Regions from separate parts of the Homo sapiens genome. Here region 1 is linked to region 2. Evidence: chromatin loops called from intact Hi-C (ENCODE). Cell type or tissue: Calu3. All regions are shown on one strand. Each heading gives the region's core, and the rest is flanking DNA. Links, peaks and the distances in the headings are about the cores only. Region 1 has its middle 54 kb from the start of ABCB5. Region 2 overlaps ITGB8 (integrin subunit beta 8).

Region 1 (4,398 bases), core at 245-4,244, 150 kb before region 2:
AAAATCCACTTTTTAATAGTTGTGAGAACATGTGACTTGAACTCTTAGAGTTTTCCTGTCTTCTTCTATACAAAGGGCATGCCGTGTACTGTGCCAGATAGCTGTGCCCTACTTACATGATTACATTTAACCATTTGCTGTGCTTAATAAATAGTAGTTAATGTTATTTTTAATTATGTAAGAAAAATTTCTCCCATGTGGATCACAAATTCCTTTTTCATGATTTTTCAAAGGAATCACAAACTGTAAGCATCACACTCATTATCAGTATTCAGTTCTTAGAAAATTTTTACCTTCTACTGTTTTGTCTCTTACTGTTTTTATATAATTTTGCTCCTGGTTTTATGGCTCTTTTGTGGGCATGGTTAACTCAGTAAGAACAGATTACTTTCATAAGCCTTTCCTTATTGATTTCCTAGTAGATGGATACCTTACTGGTAGACTTTTCTCTTAAGTGTTTTTCTGACTGTACTTTCTATTAAGTGGAATCATTCCATGGTCATTCCATACATTATGGGACACTGTTTTTGTATAACCGTCCTGTAAATCTAAAGAACTTGAGTAAAGCAAAAGTTTACTCATTCCTTGTGTACCTGGTTTAGCGGATGTGGTTTCAATTTAATTTTTAGGATGAAATAAATATAGCTTTTTTTTCTGGCCTTCTTTTTATGTGTATTGGTAGGAAGGCTCTTGTTTGATTTACAACTTGATTAAGCATAGCTGAGTTTTAATTTTGACCTGATTAAGTGATCTATAAACAATCATAGGCATAGACAATACACATTAAAATTTTTCTCATTAAATCTCAACCCCAAAGTAGTGTCGGCTTTGATTCTCTTGGTGGAAAACTATGTATAATGAATTTTACTGGCATTGTTGTTAACCTCTAATTGTTCTGTGAATCATGGGAAAGTAAAACATTTATCCTTGGAGGGAGAAAAATGATATCTGGGCATAGAGAGAGAAAAGATAATATTATTGAATGTTAAACATAGTTGTATAAGTTAATCACAAAACTTAATAAATTCAGCATCTTCTTTCTTGGATCTTATTTTCTAGTTTAAAGTTATTCAAGGGTAATATTGCAGACCCTTGATTTAGAATTGTAGCCATCAGCTTCTGCTGTCAACAAACAACCCCTAAATTTCAGAGGCTTACAATAAACATTACAATTTTATTACTTTTCTATGTTTATTACAATAAACAATAAACGTTAATTTCTTGCTCATGTTACCAGAAGGCTGTGGATTGACTGTACTTTTGTTGGTCTCACTGGGCTTCACATGTCGTCTAATTCCTGGGCCTTGGATGATGAATACCCACTAGCTGGGGCATGCTTGTCTCATCATGAAGAGAGGTCAACAAAAGCACGTAAGACACTCACATTCCACTGTCCAAAGTGGGTCACAAGGCCAAGCCCCAATCAATGGGGCAAGGAAGTAAATTCTGCCTCCAGGAAAGCACAGCAAGGTTTGGGCAGGAATGAATAATCATGAGCAATAATTCAACCTACTGCAAGAACCGATTGTGCCCTTTCATTTATACATATATCTTATTCGTTCTGTCCCTCCAGAGAACTCTGACTAATACACACTATCTTGGAAACACTGTGGAGCTTTTCTGTGAAATCTCATAAAAATCTCAGCACGATAATTCATACTAGACATAAATCATTTCTAAGTCAGAGAATTTTAGAATATTATATTTTGAGGCCTCAAATAGATTAAAAGAGTTCATTAAATATATTAAAAATCTGTTAAAGATTAAAGGATCTATTATATTGAAAGAATATTATATTTTGAGTACTCAGAGTAAAAAGGTTGAATTGGGGTTTGGGGTCCCAAAGTCCTGCCTGCTGACTGCTTCCTGTCCACCTTCCTGCTCTCCACTTCTTACCACATTTTCTGGCAATCCCTAAAAGGATTCCACAGAGCATAGTTTGAAAATCACCAGTACAGCACTCTCAATGAAGGCTCCACAGAGGGTAAGGGGTGTTAGGTTACAAAAACATGTAAAACATTTTGTGTGGGTTGAACAAAGTTAAGCAGAACTGCAGGAATTCTCAGAAACTTTACTATGTTAATAATGTTCCTTGTGAACCTCCAAGAAGGGGATGTATATCTCAGAATTGCTCAAAATTTTAATGAAACAGTTTAGTGCTTTGAAACACATCTAAGAAAAACCTGCATTAGACAGTGCTTTTTTATTTATAAAATTATATTTAGGGCAGAGGCTCAAGATAGGACAGTTGGCTGAGTTTTTCTCATTTAGTTAGTTAGAAAGACCAGATCAAAATTCAGGTCTTCCGTCCCTCCTCCAGGAGTCTTTGGCCATGTTGTTGAGTTTGTTTCCATGACCTGGACATACTTTGGCAATGACGTAGTCATTCATGGGGTATTTTAACCTTTGAGAACAATAGTCCTGGTCAATGCCTCTGTTAGGATTCAATATGAAGGAAATTGAGTGACCATGAGTAACTAGTTTCACAAACAAAGTGAATGAAGGATTGATTGTATGATCTGAAGCAACTGTTGGAACAAACAGCAACATTAGAAAATACTCAGGAAATTTTTTTTCTCTTCAATGACTTTAAGGCTTCATTCATGAAAGCGATAATGGATGTCGAAATCTGTAATTTTCCACAGTACACAAACTCTGCCTTTTACTTTTCTTTTTTTCACAAGTAAATGATTTCTGTAATCTGTTTAATTTATGTCGTAGGTTACTACTTAAAACGTTTTCTAAGAGTGATGATATATCACTTAGGAGATAAATTTGGGCCCAGTTCTTGCCTAGGACTTCATAGCTGCTACACATTCAAAGGGGAATTAACTACTAATTAAAATATTCATCAATTTTCTGTGTCTCAGGAAAATTCATGGCATCAGTTGGTGGTGGGGGATAAAGTGGAGAAGAGTCTTACTCTTAAATAATTATCTGTGACATGGAAATCCAAAATTTTAAGTGGATTAACATCTTGAAAATGTATTAGTAAATGGAAAATATTCAAAAGAGTAAGAATAGAAGATGAAAGAAGTTGTTTGAAAGAAGTTGTTTCATGTCTGAAAGTATCTGTGAAATACATAAAAAAAAGAGAAAAGAACAGCAAAATGGGTCACAAGAAAGATGAATGCTTTAAAATTTAACTTAGATTGTTTCATAAATATTGAGTAAGTGCAATTTCAGATTTTTCTCCATTGTGCTTGAGGAGTAAGTGTCGGCACCCGCGGCCCATCTGAAATGGCTGCTGCAAAGACACTGTCTGCAGCTGGGGAGGTGGGGCCAGGGCTACGCAGGGCTACACGCTCCGTGGAGCCAGCGGGAGCCAGGAACAGGCAGAAGCCCCACCCCTTCCTAGTTGGAGCGGCGGGAGCCCCTCCCTCCCCGGCGCGGCTGCTGCCACTCAGCTGTGGCTGCGAACCTGGTATTCCTGTGCTCTTGGGGGCCTGGGAAGGCCCCCTGCCCCTGCAAGCTTGGAAATGCCTGCTTCCCCTGCCTGGCTTCTCCCCTTTCTGATTTCAGAGCAAAGTTGAGGCTGAGTGCTGGTGCTGTCATGACTTGGCCGGGTGTGCGCATGCTAGGGGCAGCACTGACATGCCAGTCTCTTGCTTCCTCGGCCCCTTCTGGACTTTGGGTGCAAATGAGCACAAGAGGGAGGCCAGGGGGGACTGAGGGTGGCTTGGTGTGGACCTGCAGGCACCTTGTCACAAACAGCCTGGGTGCTGGTGGCCATAGGTTGAGGGTGGGAGGCAGACAGGCTCCTGGGCAGAAAGGGTCAGGTGCCTGGTGAAGCCCCACCTTCGGGCCTGGGATGGCCCGAAGTCTCAGGGCTGGGCTGCCAGTTCTGCCCACCGAAGTGAGAACTTAAGGTGCTTTTTCCAAGCCTGCCCATGACTACTCATAAACCAATCAGCACACCCTTCCTTCCACCTGAAACCCATAGAATCACCCAGATTCAGCCAGACTTGAGTAGAGCAGATGTCCAGGATGACCTGCCTGTAGAGAGGAGCTACCCGTTGTGGGTCTCCTCTCAGCTGAGGGCTGAGCAAGACATCAGGACAGACTGCCTGTAGAGTGGAGCTACACACTGTGGGTCTCCTCTCAGCTGAGGCCTGAGCAGATTTTGGGACTACCTGCCTGCGGATAAGAGCTACCCGCTTTAGGTCTCCTGAGAGCTGTACTGTCGCTCAATAAACCACCTCCTCACCTTATTCACCCTCCAGTTGTCTGCATACCTCATTCTTCCTGGGCATGGGAGAAGAAGTTGGGATCCGTGGGATGGTGGGACTAAAAGAGCTGTAACACAAACAGGGCTGAAACAGGCCCCTTGCCCACCGCCTTGCAGTGACAAGAAGGAGAGAAGAGAGAAGGAGAGGAGCTGTGGCCCTTCAGGGAGCT
Region 2 (4,398 bases), core at 174-4,173:
CAATTTGTCTCCTCCTGTGACTTTTAAAATTATAATCTTTAGGAGCAATTATTAACAATTCCAGTTTCCCATTAAGTGTTTAAAAATCTTTTTTTAGAAGTTGCACCTGAAAGTTTCATGAGCATTTAATTTGCTGATATCCATTTTTATTTCTTCAGGCTTCTCACGTCGGTAGGTGACTGCTCTTGTGCAAACACTTTGCAGAATCAACTTATCCTTAATAGAGAAGAAATATTATTATTAACTAAGGGCCTAAATATTGTAACTAGGCAATAACATACTGTTAGCAGTTCTTTTTTAGAATTCACTGACCTTTTTTGAGGCTGACACTCTGTAATCTGATGAGGACTTAATTTTATTACTATTCCATTGTAGTATCACCTGTCTAATGATCAGGACTTTAAGCAACCCAATCAAGAATGTAACTATGAAAATGATGAAAAATATTCTCAAGTAGCTTGGGCTGGAGAAACATTCTGTAATGAAGCAAACAAATAAATGGATTAAAAATTGGAATAAGTAAATCAAAGAGTCTATCAAGTAAATAATGTTCACACTTCAATTAATAGTGCCAAAGATATTTGCAAATCTCCATTTTCAAATCGGGATTGAAATTACCTTTGATTCAAAACAAAAAGCTCTCTAATTTTTCTTGCGCGTTTACTATGAAAATATTTTCAATAGAAAACCCTCCTTTGGGAAATAGCCATGATTAAGGTATTCAATCACATTATTCCATTGCAGCTTGATTCTTTAATTGTATTAACTGGAATATGTCCATGTCCCATAACCAAGCATAATTTGATCCAAGACAGAAAGAGGACTAGTTTTTGTGGTACGTACTGTTGATCACTAAATGGAAAAGAGGATTTTAAAAAATTATTGAGCAGTTCTGGGCCTTAGGATATGTTTCTCTTGTTATGCTTGGTCTTCATTTGTTCCATGCCAGTAATGGAAAATAAAGTAAACATCTGCAGAAGCTAAAATCAAAACTACTCCAATAGGTGAATAAATATTTCTTCAGAAATTGAAGTGTAAATTTTCATTCTTATTATACACGGCTTCTCCAGGAAATAGGAGTGTCCAATTTGGGACAACATGAAAATATCATTCTTCATTTTCATTAATTTACTTTTTACTAGTCTGTTAACTACACCTATTCCATTTGCCTCTAAACATGCACTGTGTATTTTAAGAATAAATAATGCTTAGGACAAATAATTACTAGCTGGAAAAAGAAATGTTGTGTTAAGAGGAGGGGCATGCTGGATCTCATTTTAGCACCAGATCTTTGGCACACCCTCACAGCCAAAGATCTGGTGCTTGAAAGTCTACAGGCTCTGTTGTTGCCAGAGGCATTACCCTAATCTAACAGGAAGATGGTTGCACAATAGGCAAGTAGTCCATGGAACTCACCAGCTGCCCCAGATTCATAAAATTACTTTGTGGCTAAAGTGGCATGTGTTCCCCTCCCTACTCTCCAGAGTTTGGGAACCTCATCCAAAGTTCCAAGGTGTCCCTGAGAGGGCCACTACGGAGGTGACCTGCCAAGGCTTAGCATAGTGGACCGCCCAACCAATCCTGGGTGATTTGGGTCAGAATTTCCAGTGAGGACTAAGTATGTTTTTGAATAAGGCCAAGCTCAGTGATAAGGGAAAGGGTTCCTCTCAAGTGGGAAGACTTAATTAAGCCTATTTTTTTTTTTTTTTTTTTGTGATAAGGTACTTTGAAAGAAAGGTCAAAGGCTATCCCAGTGCTACAACTGGAATGGAAACACCAAATGCCAGTGCAGGTCTCTGTTGCTACAGGTCTCACAGAGAGAGAATCCAAAATATTCTGCTCAAAATTGGTGTCTTTTGAGGCCTCCACAGTGACTTCGGGCTCATAACATACATGCCTTTTGTTCTGACAGACTGTCATTTCCTCTGGTTGATTTAGGACTACTCAATCAGCTAAGGCAGATCATCAGAGGGGGCACGTGGCTTGATCCCACTTACTGGCTTCTCGCCTGGTGGGAGCTCAGCCAGAGAGACTGAAAGAACAGCCTTTAAGTGCAACTGAGTGGATAGATAATAGAGGTGCCTAACAAATGCCCTTTCCCTCTCCTTGCACAATAGTTGTGAAGGGAGGGGCAGCCCCTAGCTACTGACACATTTTAGAAATATTTCTAATAGGTTAGAACAGAGGGCATTTTCAGAGCTCAAATCTGCATGCATATTTAAATGCTATGAGTGGTCAAACATTCATGCCTAGCCCATGCTTTCCTTAGTTTAGGTCAGGCCGGGGCTTTTCCTAAGGAGCTTTAAGAGAATACTTTTTGTAACAACACTTAAGTCAAAGTAGTGTTTACTTAACATAATAAATGACATGTTGATAGTAAGGCCCTATTTATTAGAAAGGCACTTGGCTTTCTGGAGTGATTGCCGCAGCTCCAGCTGGCAGCACATGGGGCTTTTTTCAGAGCCAAGTTCATTATGGGGTAAGATCAGTGTGGATGTGAGGGAAAAAGGAAACAAAACTCTGGAGAAAGTTTACTCTTTTGTGCAGTCTCTCTAAGAGCTGGGATTTTTCTTACAGGTGGGAGAGACTTGAAATAATAGTTGCAATGGGAATGTTTAATAAAGATATAATTTCAAGGTTAGTTTCTAATGCCCGTGGAGTTCCACACCTTACCCCTGTGCAAAGTAAGGTTCTGGGTTCTAAATAACTTTTGTTTTGTTTTGCTTTTGTTGTTTTTTTTTTTTAAACAGCTTTATTAAGTATCATTGATATACAAAAACTGCACATATTAATGTATACAATATAATGAGTTTGCGATTCAGTTTTTTAAATCTCCCAGAGATGAGTATGCTTGCTATGGTGTGGCTGAGTGGTTAGTTTTCCCCTCTCATCTACACAGCTGAATTCCCATGCAACGTACTTCCATGGAAAGGCATCCAAATAAATTGGCTGTCAAGGCCTCAGTGAACCAGAAATATGAGTTCCCCATGTAAACTCATTTCAGTAACAGATAAAATCTGTGGAGCCATAATTTTCCTTCATAATCCAAACTTGCTTCTAGTTCTGAACTTCCTCATGTCTAATCAATATTTGCTTTCATGTTTCAGGTGAAGCCAAAAAAATCCTAAGTAATGATGATCTGCTTTTACAAAATATGTAACTTCAAAAGGGCCATTCCTTCCTAGTACTTTTCATTTTGATAAAAATATAGCTTAAGGATGAATGATTATAAATGTGACATAATGAAAAGTGTATGGAACTTTTAGTTTGAAGATCTTGATCTAAGACATGTATCTTAACATTACTAGTTAAGAGACAGCAGCCCTCATACAAAATTTCCCTGAGCCTCAGTTTCCCCATCTATAACATGGAGATTATACCAATCTCAAAGAGTTGTATGACATTAAGTGAGCCAGTGAACATGAAGGAAGTATCTAAGGTAGAAGATGACACAAAAACACACATTTATTATTGTTATAAAGAATAAAGCAATGTTTCATAATTTAAAAATAAAGCCCTCAGTCCTCTTTTTTTTTTTTTTAAATGGGGTTCCTCTCTTGTTGCCCAGGCTGCAATGCAATGGCATGATCTCAGCTCATTGCAACCTCCGCCTCCCGGATTCAAGGGATTCTCCTGCCTATGCCTCCTGAGTAGGTGGGACTACAGGTGCCCGCCACTGCGCCTGGCCAATTTTGTATTTTTAGTAGAGACGGGGTTTCACCACGTTGGCCAGGCTGATCTGGAACTCCTGACCTCAGGTGATCCACCCGCCTTGGCCTCCCAAAATGCTGGGATTACAGGTGTGAGCCACCACACCCGGCCCAGTCCTTTCTTTAGCATGGTTAATTATGGGTCTTTTGGGGGAACATCATCCTCTACAGACACTCTTCTGTGCTTTGATTATTAAGCTTTGGCCTACCTGAAGTTTGGTCGACATAATGCTGTTGTTCCATGAGAGCACATGAGGTTTTGCACTGATCAAGTATAGCCTGAGACAAATTGTGAGGGTGAAGGCATTGCATACAATTCCTGCAAGGGGAAACAGAAGTGAAAATATTTATTCTTTAAAAAGGTGGTGGACTATAATATTTTCTGCAAGAAAAAAAAAGACAAAATAACAATGCAGAAACAATTCAAATTTTGATTATGTTCATTAGAACTAACTCCATCATTACATCGAAGGATTGCATTTCCAAATGATTTAAATAAATTACCATGCATAATTCTAAAAAACTTACTTGAGCTACTAATCTGAGAAAGTCAATGGTTTAAAATGTTGAATAAAACAAACTGGAAGTTACAGTGTTTAGATTAGAAGTCTTTGTGCAGATCTCAAATTGTTACTGAAAAATTTATTGGCACAAAACAGTAATGTCACCTTCATTTAATATATAACCT

The links. A loop is a pair of places that touch in the nucleus more often than their neighbours do. Peaks named below come from ENCODE experiments on the same cell type or tissue, not always from the same donor. Only the 100,000 strongest peaks of a DNase experiment are listed, where the experiment ranks them.
Region 1: it touches region 2 in a loop (5-fold over the local background); 2 of 110 quality-filtered maps call a loop at or near these places.

Annotation. Positions count from the first base shown.
Region 1 is chr7:20,559,704-20,564,101 of GRCh38, reverse strand. No RefSeq gene overlaps it. Among named protein-coding and RNA genes, the nearest start is that of ABCB5, 54 kb to the left of the region's middle. RefSeq lists enhancers at 3,202-3,496, 3,399-3,899, 4,120-4,398. In Calu3, for the core only: no CTCF peak of the experiment used is centred there; DNase peaks (open chromatin) are centred at 1,401, 1,923 and 2,351.
Region 2 is chr7:20,405,693-20,410,090 of GRCh38, reverse strand. ITGB8 (integrin subunit beta 8) reads right to left here. Exons shown (of 14, transcript NM_002214.3): 12 at 3,920-4,029; 13 at 313-476; 14 at 1-216. The coding sequence ends at 94. Among named protein-coding and RNA genes, the nearest start is that of ITGB8-AS1, 76 kb to the right of the region's middle. In Calu3, for the core only: no CTCF peak of the experiment used is centred there; a DNase peak (open chromatin) is centred at 2,090.